Regions from separate parts of the Homo sapiens genome. Here region 2 is linked to region 1. Evidence: read pairs that join two places in POLR2A ChIA-PET (ENCODE). Cell type or tissue: PC-9. All regions are shown on one strand. Links, peaks and the distances in the headings refer to the core of each region. The heading gives the core; the rest is flanking DNA.

What was found. Peaks named below come from ENCODE experiments on the same cell type or tissue, not always from the same donor. Only the 100,000 strongest peaks of a DNase experiment are listed, where the experiment ranks them.
Region 2: POLR2A ChIA-PET joins it to region 1 with 8 read pairs; 3 of 35 experiments call an interaction of 5 or more read pairs at or near these places.

What each region holds. Positions count from the first base shown.
Region 1 is chr22:29,401,871-29,411,622 of GRCh38, reverse strand. LOC102723305 (a long non-coding RNA gene) reads left to right here. Exons shown (of 4, transcript XR_007068059.1): 3 at 523-667; 4 at 1,966-2,555. It also overlaps a transcript of RFPL1 not described here. Among named protein-coding and RNA genes, the nearest start is that of AP1B1, 18 kb to the right of the region's middle. In PC-9, for the core only: no CTCF peak of the experiment used is centred there; no DNase peak of the experiment used is centred there.
Region 2 is chr22:29,479,098-29,484,097 of GRCh38, reverse strand. NEFH (neurofilament heavy chain) reads right to left here and starts at 3,880. Exons shown (of 4, transcript NM_021076.4): 1 at 2,953-3,880; 2 at 524-723. The coding sequence starts at 3,835. RefSeq lists an enhancer at 2,004-2,858. In PC-9, for the core only: no CTCF peak of the experiment used is centred there; a DNase peak (open chromatin) is centred at 3,017; H3K4me3 peaks cover 1,820 bases.

The sequences.
Region 1 (9,752 bases), core at 1-5,000:
TTCTAGAGATATCTACACAAGTCTGAATTTTAAGGTAAAAGTGGCTGAGATTTAAGTTGAGAGTCAGTGTGGCAGATTCCTGGCTCTTAAAGGTTTTTACTTTGAAGAAGATAAAATGCATGAATCCTACTAGGGCAGAAAGAGTTCACAATAGGTGTTTTGGTGACAAAGCACTTGTTCTACATAGCCCAAGGGTAAATGCCAATACCTATTCAGAATGGAGCAGGGAAATTGAAAATAAATTTGAACGCTTCTAATGTAAAACTTCTGTTTCATATCCTGGCTCTCAGCAGCTGAGTGACCTTGGGCAAGTTATATAACCTTTCTGAGCCTTCATTTTCTCACCCTAAAATGGAGATAATATCAATATTGTCTCCATCACTCCCAACCCCCTTACTATTTGGTAAGAATTACATGAGATAAAATATGTAACTAACACAGTACCTGGTACAAAATAAGGAGTCAGTTAATATTAGATCTTCTTCCTCCACCAGCTCAGCTCCTTTCCTCTTCCTTATCCAGGAAATACAGAAATATATGGATTCACCGTAGAAGCTGGACCCAGCTCCTCAGATGCAGCAGATGGATTGGCCCACTCTGTAATGACCCAGGATGGGGCGGGTGTTCTTCTGCATGGTGACTGAGAATGTGAGCCTCAGAATGAAATGTAAGAACAGCAGGCTCCATGAGGACTGGCTGCAGCCACAAACTGCAGGTCACTGTTCACAGGTGCTCAGTAGGAAGAGAGAGAGGCTTGTGATTTTTTTTTCACCCAGATGGAAATATGCATTCATAAAATGATTTGAGCTGGGTGTGGTGGCAGGCGTCCGTAATCCCAGCTACTCGGGATGCGGAAGCCGGAGAAGTCCTCAAACCTGGGAGCTGATGGGTTCATTGAGCCGAGATTGTGCCATGTTAACCCAGCCTAGGGGAAAAGAACAAGACTTTGTCTCAAAAAAATATATATATAGATAGATATATCTACAATATATCTATCTATATATAGATAGATATATCTATATATATCTATATATAGATAGATATATCTACAATATATATATCTACAATATATATCTCTATATATAGTAGATATATATATCTACAATATATATCTCTCTATATATAGATATATATCTACAATATATATATCTATATATAGATATATATATCTATATATAGATATATATATCTACAATATATATATCTATATATATAGATATATATCTACAATATATATATCTATATATATAGATATATATATCTACATATATATCTATATATAGATCTATATATCTACATATATATATCTATATATAGATATATATCTACATATATATAGATCTATATATATAGATATATATATCTACAAATATATATCTACTATATATATATCTATATATATATATAGATATACTTACAGAGGTAATCTTCGCGTCTCTCCTTTGCCTACAATAGGAGAAAGGAAAACGCCATGAGGATTAGATCATGCTGGGCCCTGTTGGCACAGGTCTATTATTCACTTGGTGACAGTAGAAAACAACATGTCAAACAGTGATCAAGTCACTGGCCCCCCGAATGAAGCATAGACGATGCTTGTGGAAAAGGCAATGGGTTTTCATGGAATATTTAGCAAGTCTTTGTTGGCTGGCAAATACAAAATTATTTTTCAAGAAGAAAAAGTTGCTACTGAGAAATATGCTCACTACCAGATAATTTGTAAGTGATGCGCTCATTTTTGACTACCATCATCCAACTGGCCTCAGTTGGTCATAAACTCCAGTGACAGTCGCTAGAGTCCATGATCAACCAAGACCTGGTGGATGACGGCAATCAAATATGATATTCCCTTGATGTTCCAGCCAACAAAAAAATTGTATTTGTCTTCTATAATATACATGGTCAGATTTTTATATCTTCATTTCATTAATAAGGCAAGAGGGCCCAGAAAAAACATTTCTGTTCCAGACAGAGAAATGCATCTTACCATCTCCGGTGTCATGAGGTCTTCAAGATGGACAGATGGGTATTCACTGAGATCTTCGACCAAATCTAGGAGAACATAGTGACAGTCAGTGCATTGGTGCTGCTGAGGAATCCCACAAGGAGCCTTGGGGGATGTGGACCGGGGCTGGAGTGTGTGGAGGTGGGCGGTTGACAAGCTTGGACCGAGCTGTTGCTGGACCATTCTCCTTGGTGTTGAAGGATGGCAAAGGAGAAGGGCAGAAGGAAATGAAAGAGCCTTGGCTTTCTAGCTAGAGCAACTTCATCAATGCGAAATAGTCACCTTAAGAACCGGTTAATACAGAAAAGCACTGTACTATAGAAACAGGAAGTACATTTGTGGCTGCCTAGATCCAGGGGCATGGGAGATGGGAAAAACAGGAGTGACTACTAGTGGGGTTTCTTTGAGGGGGGAATAAAGAGGTTCTAAGATGAGATTGTAACAATGGTTGCACAACCGTGTAAATATAGTAAAAACGCTGAATCACGTACTTTAAATGGGTGAGTTGTTTTGCATGTCAACTATGTCTAAATAAAGCTGTTTAAAAAAAAAAGTATATGTACAGACTTGACGCTGGGCTTTCGACTTTCTCTGCAATAAGAGAAAAAAAAAACACCATGAGGATCAGATCATGCTGGGTTCTGTTGGCAAAGGCCTTTATTCACTTGGTGAAATAAAAAACCGGATGTGAAACAGTGATCAAGTCACTGGCCCCCAAATAAAGCATAGAGGATGCTTGTGGAACATGCAGTGGGTTTTTTGGAATATTTAGCAAGTCTATGTTGGCTGGCAAATACAAAATTATTTTTCAAGGAGAAAAGGTTGCTACTGAGAAATACACTCACTACCAAACAGTTTGTAAGTGATGCCGTCCTTTGACTGCCATTTTCAATCAGGCCTCAGCTGGTCATAACCTCCAGTGACCGGTCGCTAGAGTCCATGACACTGAGGCCTGAATCATGATGGCAGTCAAAAATGATACTCACTTGATATTCTAGAAGCCCCAGAAAAAACAAAAAGCATTTCTCTTCCAGAGAAAGAAATACATCTTACAATATCTGATGTCATATTCTCCTCCACACCGCCGTGTGCAGACGCCTGCACATCTTCAATGGGACCTAGGAGAACATAGAGTGACAGTCAGTGCATTGGTGCTGCTGAGGAATCCCACAAGGAGCCTTGGGGGATATGGACTGGGTCTGGAGTGTGGAGGTGGGCGGTTGACAGGCATGGACTGAGCTGCTGCTGGACCATTCTCCTTGGTGTTGAAGGAAGGCAAAGAAGAGGGGCAGAAAGAAATGAAAGAGCCTTGGCTTTCCAGCTAGGGCAACCTCATCAATGTCACCTTAAGAACAGTTTAATACAGAAAGGCACTGTATGGTTCAGCGACAGCATCTCATCACACCTCCTCCCCATTTGAAGGTCCAGGCAAATCCCCAATTTTATGAAATGTTACAAGATCATTTAACTTCTGTGGATCTACATATCCTGCCACTACATTGATCATCTACCCTGTTGTGTTTTTCAAATTGTAGTGAAGCATGCATATTTATCATTTTAATTATTAAGTGTGCATTTTAATGAGATTACATTCAATGAGTTACATTCAGGATGCTGTGTCAATAATGAGAAATGTCTAAATTCATAATCTTAGCTTCAACTTGGGCAATGAGAGAAAAACAGCAGTGTGATATAGAACAGAGGAAAAATAAATAACGATTGCAGAATACAATGGAATAGGAAACAGAAAATCCTCAGAGAAAATCAACAAAACCAAAAGTCAGTTGTTTGAAAAGATCAGTAACATTGATAAACCTCTACCTTGGCTACCCACAAAGGAAAGAAAGAAGTCACAGTATACTAATAATATCTGTTTAAGAAGAGTCAAATCAAAAAATAGTAAATAATAAAGGAATATCCTGAACACATCTGTGCTCACAATTGGATACAGTAGATGAAATGGGCTAACTGTTAAAATCTATTTTAGAAGACCAAAACTCAGGAGAAATAGATCATCTGAATAGGCCTATATTTATTTTAGAAATTAAATCAATGATTAATATCTTTTCAAAAAACTAAAACAGTATATTCAGATGATTTCACTGGTAAATTCTACTGAAATTCTTACAAAGAAAAATGTAGTCTTACCATACAAGCAAGTAATCATAATCCTAAGTATTTCCTCAGTTACATTTTAAAAATTGTGTTTCCAAACAAGACACAGGAAGGTTTATAATAGCTGTATTCATAATTGACTAAACTGAAAGCAAATGTCTAAATATTTGAGATGTCCTTTACTATCAAAGTTGAACTAAGCCTGGGCAACATGGTGAAATCCCATCTCTACGAAAAAAAAAAAATTAGCTTGGTATAGTGGCACGTGCCTTATGGCCAGCTACTTGGGAGGCTGAGGTGGAAGGATCCCCTGAACCTGGGGAGGTCAAGATCGCAGTGAGTTGTGATTGCACCAATGCACTCCTGGGTGACAAATGAGACCTTTTCTCACACACACACACACACACACACACACACACACACACAAAAGAACAACTCTAACTTGTCAATATTACTTTACTTGTGTAGTTGTATCATCTACCATTGATTTAATGCATTTAAATTGGCACAAATGAAATAAATGAAGAACATGACATAGCATTTACTGAGTTTCTCTAATATGGAGCACTGAATGAATAAACTGGAATTATTTGCTTAAATGAACTTAATGATTTAATTTCCACATTACCTATATTTTCTAGAGGCCAAATCCCGTGCCGTCTCCATATTATTTTTAACCAGCGCTTGGAGCGGGCGTCCAAACCTGCAAGGTAGAGCAGACTTCTTATAGATTCCAGGAAATGTATTATAATAAAGACAGTGCTTGACATGTTGCTGGCAGAGGATAGCAGAGAAATTAGTAAAAACTTATTCACAGATGAAAGTTTTGATCCCGGTTTGCACCGTCTGCTTTTCAACTCTACCTGAATTAGATTTGGGTTCTAGGAAGATTTTGCAAGGTTTGTTGCACTTAAAACAGACTGTGCAGGCAGATACCTTTATTTAGATGAGACAATATAGAAAAGCAGCAGATCCAAGTCACCAAGAATGGCCTGGGTTCAAATGCTACTTAGAATCTGCACATACCTGGGAGAGTGAAATGAACCCCTCTGTGCCTCAGTTCCCTATTCTGAGATGTGGGAATGTTAGTAGATCTCTGCTATAGACCTACTAAGATCTATAGGGCTAAAAAGGATGAGATACAGATAAAGGCTTAAGAAGACTCATGAGTTGTAAATGCCCAACAGTGTTCAATCATTCAATGTCTGGAAGAATAATCCAGATACTTGGTAGTGTATAGAATACAGAGAGGGAGCGTGTATGGCTCCCGGGCAGGGGAGGGTGGAAGGTGACTTCACTGTTTCCATGGGCATGATGCTTTCCAGCTCATGAAAGAGATGTGTTATTTCTTTTTTTTTATTTTTTTTTTTTTTTTTTTTTTTTTTTTTTTGAGAAGGAGTCTCGCTCTGTCCCCCAGGCCGGACTGCGGACTGCAGTGGTGCAATCTCGGCTCACTGCAAGCTCTGCTTCCCGGGTTCACGCCATTCTCCTGCCTCAGCCTCCCGAGTAGCTGGGACTACAGGCGCCTGCCACCGCGCCCGGCTAATTTTTTGTATTTTTAGTAGAGACGGGGTTTCACCTTGTTAGCCAGGATGGTCTCGATCTCCTGACCTCGTGATCCACCCGCCTCGGCCTCCCAAAGTGCTGGGATTACAGGCGTGAGCCACCGCGCCCGGCCGAGATGTGTTATTTCTTTGATCCCCACATTAGCCCCGAGGGACGGGCAGAGCAGGGGCTACAACCCGTATTTTCCAATTCAATGAATTAAAACTTAGACGTTTTGAGTGACTTGCCCAGAGTTACCACAGTGAGGCATGAAGATGTGGGGCAAGAATGTAGTTGGTTCCCTGGGGACAGAGATCCAGGAACATCTGAGTCCTCTAGATCATGCCCTGGACCCTGAACTGAGAGCTCTTCTCAAAAGCTTTGTCAAATCCTGCTGCCCCAATATTTCTTTGGGATGGTTGATGCCCTGGAGAGGTGGCAGGTGGCTTACTGCATTTACTCACCTGCTCTATTATCCCTGCGTCTTCACTTTGATTAGCTTTATGCCCCATAAGACAAACATTTAAAGTCTCTCAGTTATGATGCACAGTCTGGGATTTTACCTAAATCCACTCTATTTTGGGTGATTTTACCTAAATCACCCATCAGGTGATTCTCATCTGCTGGCCTGGAGGTGGCCTGCCATGTAAGAGGACACACAGCATACCATGGAGCTGCTGCGTCCCCCAGTCCTGTGCACACTCACGCCTTGCTTCTGCTTTCCCTGCTCCGACAATCCTAATTCTGGCTTCCAAAGCAATCCTGTACTTCCCTCTCAGTTCTCAGACTTGCCTAAACTGTTTAACGTTTTAATCAATGTTGTGACCATGACTGAGCTGTGACATTTGATATATCATAGTATATTTTTATCCATTTATAGATTTGTTAATAGCATTTAACTTCATTTTTCAGAGTTTTAGGAACATTTCTGGGCTAGGTGTCCTGGCACATGGCTGTAATCCTGACATTTTTGGAGGCTAAGGCAGGAGGATTGCTTGAGGTCAGAAGTTTGAGACCAGCCTGGGCAACATAGTGAGACCTCTTCTCTATAAAAAATGTTTTAAAAATTAGCCAGGTGTGGTAGTGAGCTCTTGTTTACCTAGGTACGTGGAAGACTTATGTGGGAGGATTGTTTGAGCCAAGGAGTTTGAGGCTGCAGTGAGCTATGATCAGGCCACTGCACTCCAGCCTGGGTGACAAAGCAAGACCCTGTCTCTTAAAGATAAAAAGCATTACTGAGTTACAAGTATCTCCATTTTATTTCTCATTATCTAATGTTACTGTTTTAATCCTGAGGCTTAACTACTTTAATAAACTAAAGGAAATTTTTTTTAAAAGAGGTAGTATTCAAAGCAGCTCATATGCACCTTGTAATAAATTCTAGTTTTATATGCCATGTCTAGAATTTACATTCTTGATCTGACTCTTATTTTTTCAAACCTTGAAAAACTCACTTTATACTTATTAGAACCAGCCTTCTCATATGTGACACAAGGAAAATTCTCATATTACACCTAACTTAAAACATTGAGAGGATCAAATAAAATGCAAGAGCAGTCTATTTACTACATAATGCACAATCAATTACAAAGCAAAGCTTCTGGGTGAAAAGTAAACAGTTAACATCCTTTGGAAAACCCATAGCAAAATAACATTTTGAGAAAACACGCACTTTGGCTACCCACTGAAGTTAAGGAGAAAACAGTCACAGGTCAGCATCAAGAATTCCCCAGCGTTGTTTTTTTGTTTGTTTTAATAATCACACATTATTCCCCCTGCTTTCTTTCATGTATGTTACCGCATGTTCTCCCTTTTTGCTTTTCTGTGTAACCTATCTTGGGAATCACTCCATAGCAGTAAAATGACATCTTACCCTTGTTTACAGCTCCATAGTTCTCCTTTAGGTGGAAGTACCAGTTAATTTTACTAGTCCCTTACTAGACATTTCAGTTATTTCCAATATTGAGCTATTGAAAATAATGCAACAAGGACTTTGTGCATAGGTTGTTTCATATTTATGGAGTATACCCTCGGGATAAAATGCCTCAAAGTAGGATTTCCGGTTTAAATGCATTTGCAAGGTTGTGAGATTGTGCCAAATTCCCCTTCGTGGAGTCGAGCCATTTTGCATTTCCACCAGCAATATATGCATGCAACTTTCCTTACAGCCAAACCAAAGAATGTATTGCCACGTTTTTGGAATTTCACTTAATAGGAGAGACACTGCAGTATAGTTGTCATTTGCCTTTCTCTTATGTGTGAAGATGTGTTTAAGGATCGTCTGCATTTCTTTTTCTGTGACTTCTCTATTTATCACTTTATTACCTACTTTTAGGATCACTTGACTCTAGAGATTCTCAAGTCAGCCTATTTCAGGTCATGATCGTCTGTCTGTTCACTGTTGACTCTCACCTGCACTTCGCCACCAGCCTCCTAGCTGGTCTCCCTGCTTCCACCCTTGCCTGCATTACAGGACATTCTCACACAGCCGCTGGTCAGTCTTCTTCTTGGAGAATTAACAGTAATCCCCAGGCTGTAATCCTCCAGTGGTTTCCCATCTCAACTAAAGTCCATATTCTTTGTCAATGCTCACTACGTGTACGAGGCCTTAGCCCATCATATTCATTTCACTCTGCTGCAGCCACCTTTGTGTCTTTCTGTCCTTTTCCCAAAACAAGTTTGTTCCCATTTCAGGAATTCCAAAGAAGAAATTCCTCTCTGGAAGCCCTCTCCCATCATCCTCACAAGGCTCCGCCTCACTTTTCAATTTATTTTTAAAAACAAATAAGATGGGATCTCTCTATGTCTATGAAGGTGGGGACCTTCTGTCTTATTTCAAAAAGAAAGGGACATAACAAGAACCAAGAGGCAAAAAACAGTCGTGAGAGTGTAGTCAGAGCTCCTCCTTCCACTACCAGCTACTGAAGGCTGCTGGCCCTGCCCAATGGCTAGTACCCACAAAGCCTCCTATGTCACCTGGTTACCAGGAAACAACCAAGTCAGGCTAGTGGCTCACAATGGCCGACCCCACAGACCCAACCAATGGCTCACACCTCCCTGCTGCTGCCCACCTTGTGGCCACCCTGTCCCTCTGTGGTGACTGCACTATTCGTCCTGGGCTGCCTGAGCTTTCCAGTCCTGAGAAAAGTGCAGGGGGGCGGGGGTTGTTATTGGAAGTCACCCCGGGCAATGAACTCAATGGAAAACCCTGGTTACTAAAGTCAGTTCCATTAGCATCTCTGTTTTTCTGAGTCTGGCAGCTTTCGTTTGCTCACCAAATGTAGTTATACACAAATTTCGGACTGCTTTGTAAGTAAATGCTTCTCTCCTGTCTTACAAGTGTTAGTTTTTGTCTTCAACTTGACCATAGCAACTCCTAGAGCCCTGGTCCCACTCTCGATAAAGCGTGATGACTGTGACTTGAATGAAACCCTAGGACACATCACACTTTCCCTTCCTTGTCTATAAAATAGGGACTGAACTCATCCTTCCCAGTTCTGAAATGCTAGGACCTACCAACTCTCTTTTCTCCCTCTGTTTCTTTCTTCCATGGCAGGGATATTCAGATATTTCTTTTACTAACAATGCATAAAGCGTGTTTTTCTTATACAAAATTGAGAACCACTGTCCTCATTTGATGAAGATGAATAGTAAATATCTGGCAAGCCTGACAGTGTTCCAGCTGTGGTATACTAATTTAACCCCCAGAAACCATTCCATTTTATGGATTTTACAGAATCAATCTAGATGGAGAAGTTAAGTAGCTTTCTCCAAGTTTCCATGACGGCTCAAGATGGGGCTAGGATTTAATCCTGAGTAATCTTGATCCCCACAAGCCGATCATGGTTATCAGAAAGTAAAGGTAGACGTCATGCTTGGAGGGGCAGTGACCTTGTAGATTAGTATTTTTTTTAAAGAATAACAGTTTTTTGATGTGGATTTTAAAATGCCTCCCCTTCATTCAACATTAAGTCTAAGTGCCAATACTGCATGTGTGAAACAGTCCCAACCCTCCGTGAGTTCAGGCAGATGAGCAAACAAAGGCTTAGAGGATTCAATTGTCTGAGGCTACACTGCTGGACAGTGAATC
Region 2 (5,000 bases), core at 1-5,000, 72 kb before region 1:
TGGGAGGATTGCCTGAGCCCAGGAGTTTGAGACCAGCCTGGCCAACATGGTGAAACCCTGTCAATACTAAAAATACAAAAGTTAGCCAGGTGTGGTGGCATGCACCTGTAGTCCCCGCTACTCGGGAGGCTGAGGCACGAGAATCTCTTGAGCCCAGGAGGCAGAGGTTGCAGTGAGCTGAGATCATGCCACTGCACTCCAGCCTGGGCAACAGAGTGAGACTCCATCTCAAAATAAATAAATAAATAAATAAATAAATAAATAAATAAAAGTCTATCTCTTTAATCTTTCCAGCTCTGCAAAGCAGGCTTTTTTTTTTTTTTTTTTTTCATGGCTGGAAAGGAACTCAGATTCAGAGAATTAGATAACTTTCCTAGGGTCACACAGCTGGAAAGTGCTGGTATGTCTGACTCCAAGGGCCACAATCTTAACCACTACAACCCCACTCAGTGAGGGACAGTAACTTGTCCAGGGCTACCCAATCAGGTAAGGCAGTCTGGCTGTCTGCCTTGCCCCTGCCCACCTGGTAGGAGGCAATGTCGGCCTGATGACGGTCCTCCAGCTCAGAGCGCTGCCTCTCCAGTGAGTCCTTGGTGCTTTTCAGTGCCTCCAGCTCTGTGGTCCTGGCCTGCAGCTGACGCCGGTACTCAGTTATCTCCTCCTGCGCTGAGCGCATAGCGTCTGTGTTCACCTTGGCTGCCTCCGACAGTCGGTCCAGCCTCACTGGGGGAGAAGGTAGCAGGGCACAGGGTTAGACACACCTGGACTGGGTTCTAATGCCCAGATTTTTTTCTTTGTTCTTTTTCTTTTTTTTTTTTTTTGAGACGGATTCTCGCTCTCGCCCAGGCTGGAGGGCAGTGGTGCACTCTCAGCTCGCTGCAAGCTCCGCCTCCTGGGTTCAAGCGATTCTCCTGCCTCAGCCTCCCGAGTAGCTGGGATTACAGGCACCTGCCACTACGCCCAGCTAATTTTTTGTATTTTTAGTAGAGATGGGGTTTTGCCACATTCGCCAGGCGGTCTTGAACTCCTGACCTCATGATTCGCCCACCTCGGCCTCCCAAAGAGCTGGAATTACAGGTGTGAGCCACCACGCCCGGCCTAATGCCCAGATTTTGAAGGTGACACATGTGGATTGACCTACTGCGTGTGCCAGACACCATCCTGTATGCTTGACTCACTCTGTCCTGTGAGATAAAGGCAAGTGACTACTCCCCAAGGCCACCCAGCTAGTGAGTGGCAGAGCTGGGACTCAAATCCCCAAAGATCATGCTCTGTCTCCCCCAGTGTGGGATCCAAAAACCCTGCAGGGCAGAGGAAACCCTGGTCCTAATGCCTGGTCCAGCTCCCTAGCAAGGGCCTGGCAGTGCTGGTGGTTCAGATGTGATACCTGGCCCATGGGGCTTAACACTGAGCTGGAGGCTGCAGGTTTGTGGCTGAACAAGTTAATGAGCTTGTGACCTTTAGGAGGCATGAGGGTACCGTGAGCAATCAGGTCACCTTGTAGCCATGGTCCCTTCCTTACAGGTTTCTGCGCACAGTCCAAGGTCAGTGCAGAGCCCGTGGCCTGGGTGCCAACCCCTGTCCCTTTCTCCACCTAGCTGAGCATTGCCCCTGAGCATTGGTAGCCACACCCCGGCCCCCGCCAGCAACCCGCTCGTGGTTCCCAGGAAACCTTCCAGAGGCAGTGGAGGTCTGGAGACTGGTCTTTAGCTCGTAAAAGTGAACATCCTGAATCCCCAGATAGTGGCACTCAGGGCACAAGTCTTGGCGGGGAGGAAGGAAGCCAGCTGAGTGGGCCAGTACAATCCTGGGACGTCTGCCCCTACGACTGGCAAACCCAAAAGAGGTTTGCGCAGGGAGGGGCCTTGCTGCGGAGATGGAGGAGGGGATGGTTCTGCTCTGCAGAGGAGTGGAAAAGGAACAGAAAAAGCTATGCATCAAAATCCCAGCTTTCCCTGCTAGTGCTGGCAAAGACTTAGAAACCATCCAGGTGGTTGGAGATTCTCAACTATTGTCGATCACAGATGCTTTTGGAAAATCACTGAAGCCTCTGCCCTCTCTCTCAAAAACAACGCAAAGTTTTACAGACAGTTTCGTGAGACATCATGGAACTCCCCGGATTAAGCAGCCCAGTTGATCTACCCTCCTCTTTCAACTCAAAAAGAAATGAAAACCAGAGAGGGCAAGTGTTGGTCAAGGTCACCCTGCAGCTGCTGGGCACAGCCTCAGGGCAGCGCAATCTAGCTGACTCAGGGCTGCAAGGAGTTGGGGGAGGGGCAGACTTGGGAGGCTCCCAGCTTCCCTAAAGGAGAAAGGGGACATTAAAACATGAAAGGGCCCACCAGCCACCTCCGCCACAGGCAACAACTGACTGTAGTAATGGTTCCCTCTAGGAAGAAAGGATGCGAAAAGGTCCTGACCCACCCCCACGTGGAAGATTTAAGGTAGGAACGTTAAGCACTGAGCAGGTAGTGGGAAGGAGCCTGGTAGGGGTGAGAGGAATAGAGTTTCTTGCGGGGTGTAGGAGAGGGCATGGCAGCATTGGCGGGGAAGCCTTGCTACTTAGAAGGGCTAAGAGTCTCCAGCGCTTGCAGACCAGAATCCTGCACCACTTTTTTCCTGTAGAGGAAACTTGTTTTTTTCTTGACGGGGGAGGGATCTCAGAGTGGGGTCGCCTAAGCTTGGGGTAGAGAGCAGCAGGGGGCCCAGAGTTGAAGTACAGCCGTAAAGAACCTGGAAAGGGGGAACCGAAGGACAACCCAGAGTTGGGGCGTCCCACAAGAGACCCAGAGTAAAACTGCGATTTAACTAGGGGCATGCACTTTGCAGAGGGAAGGTGAGCAGCGCGCCACTCCACGCGCAGTCCGGCAGCGCCCCCTTGGGTCACGCAGCCCAAAAGTTCGCTGCGGGGTCAGCAGGGGCGCCCCTCCCCCCACCCGCGCGCCTGCGTACCTCGGAACCACTCCTCGGACTGCAGCGTGCTCTGCACCGCGTGGCCTTCAAGCTGCGCGCGAATCTCGCGCAGCGCCGACGTCACGTCGCACTTCAGGGCGTCGCGCGTCTCGGCCTGCATCTGCGCCTGCGCGGCGCCGGAGCCCTGGATCTGGCCGAGCAGCTCGCCCACCTCTTCCTGGTGGTGGCGCCGCAGGTAGCCGCACTCCTCCTGCAGCGCCTGCGCCTTCTTCTGCAGGTCCACGCGCGCCGCCTCGGCCTCCTGCGCGAAGCGCGCCAGCGCGCGGGCCGCCGCCTCGGCCTCCTCTCGCTGCCGGGCCTCGTCGTCTAGGCGCTGGCGCACGTGCGCGATGTCCTCGAGCAGGTGCTCCTGCTCCAGGCGTAGCTGACCGCGCGCCGCGCCCAGGCGCAGCACCGCGCCGCGCATCTCGCGGACCTCGCGCTCGTACAGCTCGCCCATAGCGGAGCGGCCCGCCTGCTGCTGCCGCAGCGCCGCAGCCTCGCCCTCCAGGCTGCGGTTGTGCGCCTCCAGCTGCCGCACCTTGTCGATGTACCCGGCGAAGCGGTCGTTCAGCGCCTGCAGCTGCTCCTTCTCACTGCGTGAGGTGGCCACCGCCACCATGCAGCCCTCCGGCCCGTTGCTCAGCGTGTCCAGCGAGTCGGTGCTTGAGGCGGCGCCTGCGCCACGGAAGCGGCTGGGCGAGGCGGACACGGAGCTCACGGACGTCCGTGTCCACGAGTGGAAGCCGCTGGAGGAGCCAGCGGCGGAGCGCGTCCCGCCTGCGCCACCCTTTCGGGCTAGCGCGTAGTGGAGGCTGCCGCCGCCATGCAGCGGCGCGAACGGGGCGCCCAGCAGCGCGTCCGCGCCGCCGAAGCTCATCATGGCCTGAGCAGGTGCGCGAGGCCGGGACGGGGCGGGAGGCACTGCGGCAGCACCAGGGCGCCGGCCCTTTTATAGCCGCCGCGGCCGGGTCCAACCCCTTGGCAGTGAGAGGGTGGGGAGGAGGGCCCCGCCCTCTCCGCCTCCTCCCCTGCGGCCCCCCGGCCGACCGGCTCCGCCGCAGTGAGAGGGGCGGGGCAGGGGACCGAGGAGGGAAGGGGAATCGACGCTGCGTCAGAGGAGACCCTCGAGGTCGGGGAAGCGGGCAGAGGACTCCCGGAGTGGGCCAGTGAGGACCCCCGGGTGCGCGTCGGAAGAGCCTGCGAGTGTGTTCGGAATAAGAAAGGGGACTTGAAACAGGGAGAGGACAAGGAGAAACCTGATGGGAATAGGGGCAGGATGCCCTCGGGATGGAGCAATGGAAGATTGCAGTCATTAGGATGAGGGGATCCCTGTATGAGACAGGACACGAGGCTTTCCAAATAGTTAAGAGAGGCTTTCAGGATAGGGGGTGCAGAGACTGTGCAGCCAGCCCCGGAACAGAGGAGGGAGCAAGGCAGTCCTGAATGGGAGCATGGACGCTCCATAGAACGGAGACAGGAGACCCCTGACCGGGGGAGGTACAGTGTTCTCCTAACATCTAGAGGACCCACTTGGAGAGCGCTCAGGAAACTCCGCGGCCAGCCCCGGAATAGATGAAGGGGGACCTGGAGTTGGGGAGAATAGCAAGGCTACCCTGAATGGGGGTATGGGAGACACTGCAGAGGATGGAGAGAGGGAACCCCGGATGGGTGGGGTTGGGGGGAGGCAAGGCGTTCTCTAAAAAGTCTGCAGTGGCCCCCGAGAGAGGAGATGGGAGACCCTGCTGCCAGCCCCAGTAAAGGGGACGGACCCTCAGCGAAGCGGGCAGAAGGTCCCCTGAACAGGCAGGAGAAAGCTGGGCTGAGTTTGAGGGGCAGAGAACCTACAGTGGGGGTACCGTAGGAGGGCTTGGGCATGAAGTTGAGAGAGCTGGCCCCTGTGTGGGGTGGGGGGAAATGATGGGTGTCACCCGAGCCAGCTTCTGCACACTGGGGTCAGCTAGGCAGTTTGCTGGTCGAATGACCTTGGACAAGCTGTGTCCTCCCACCCTTGTTTTTCCATCTGTACAACGAAGGGGTCTTGCCCC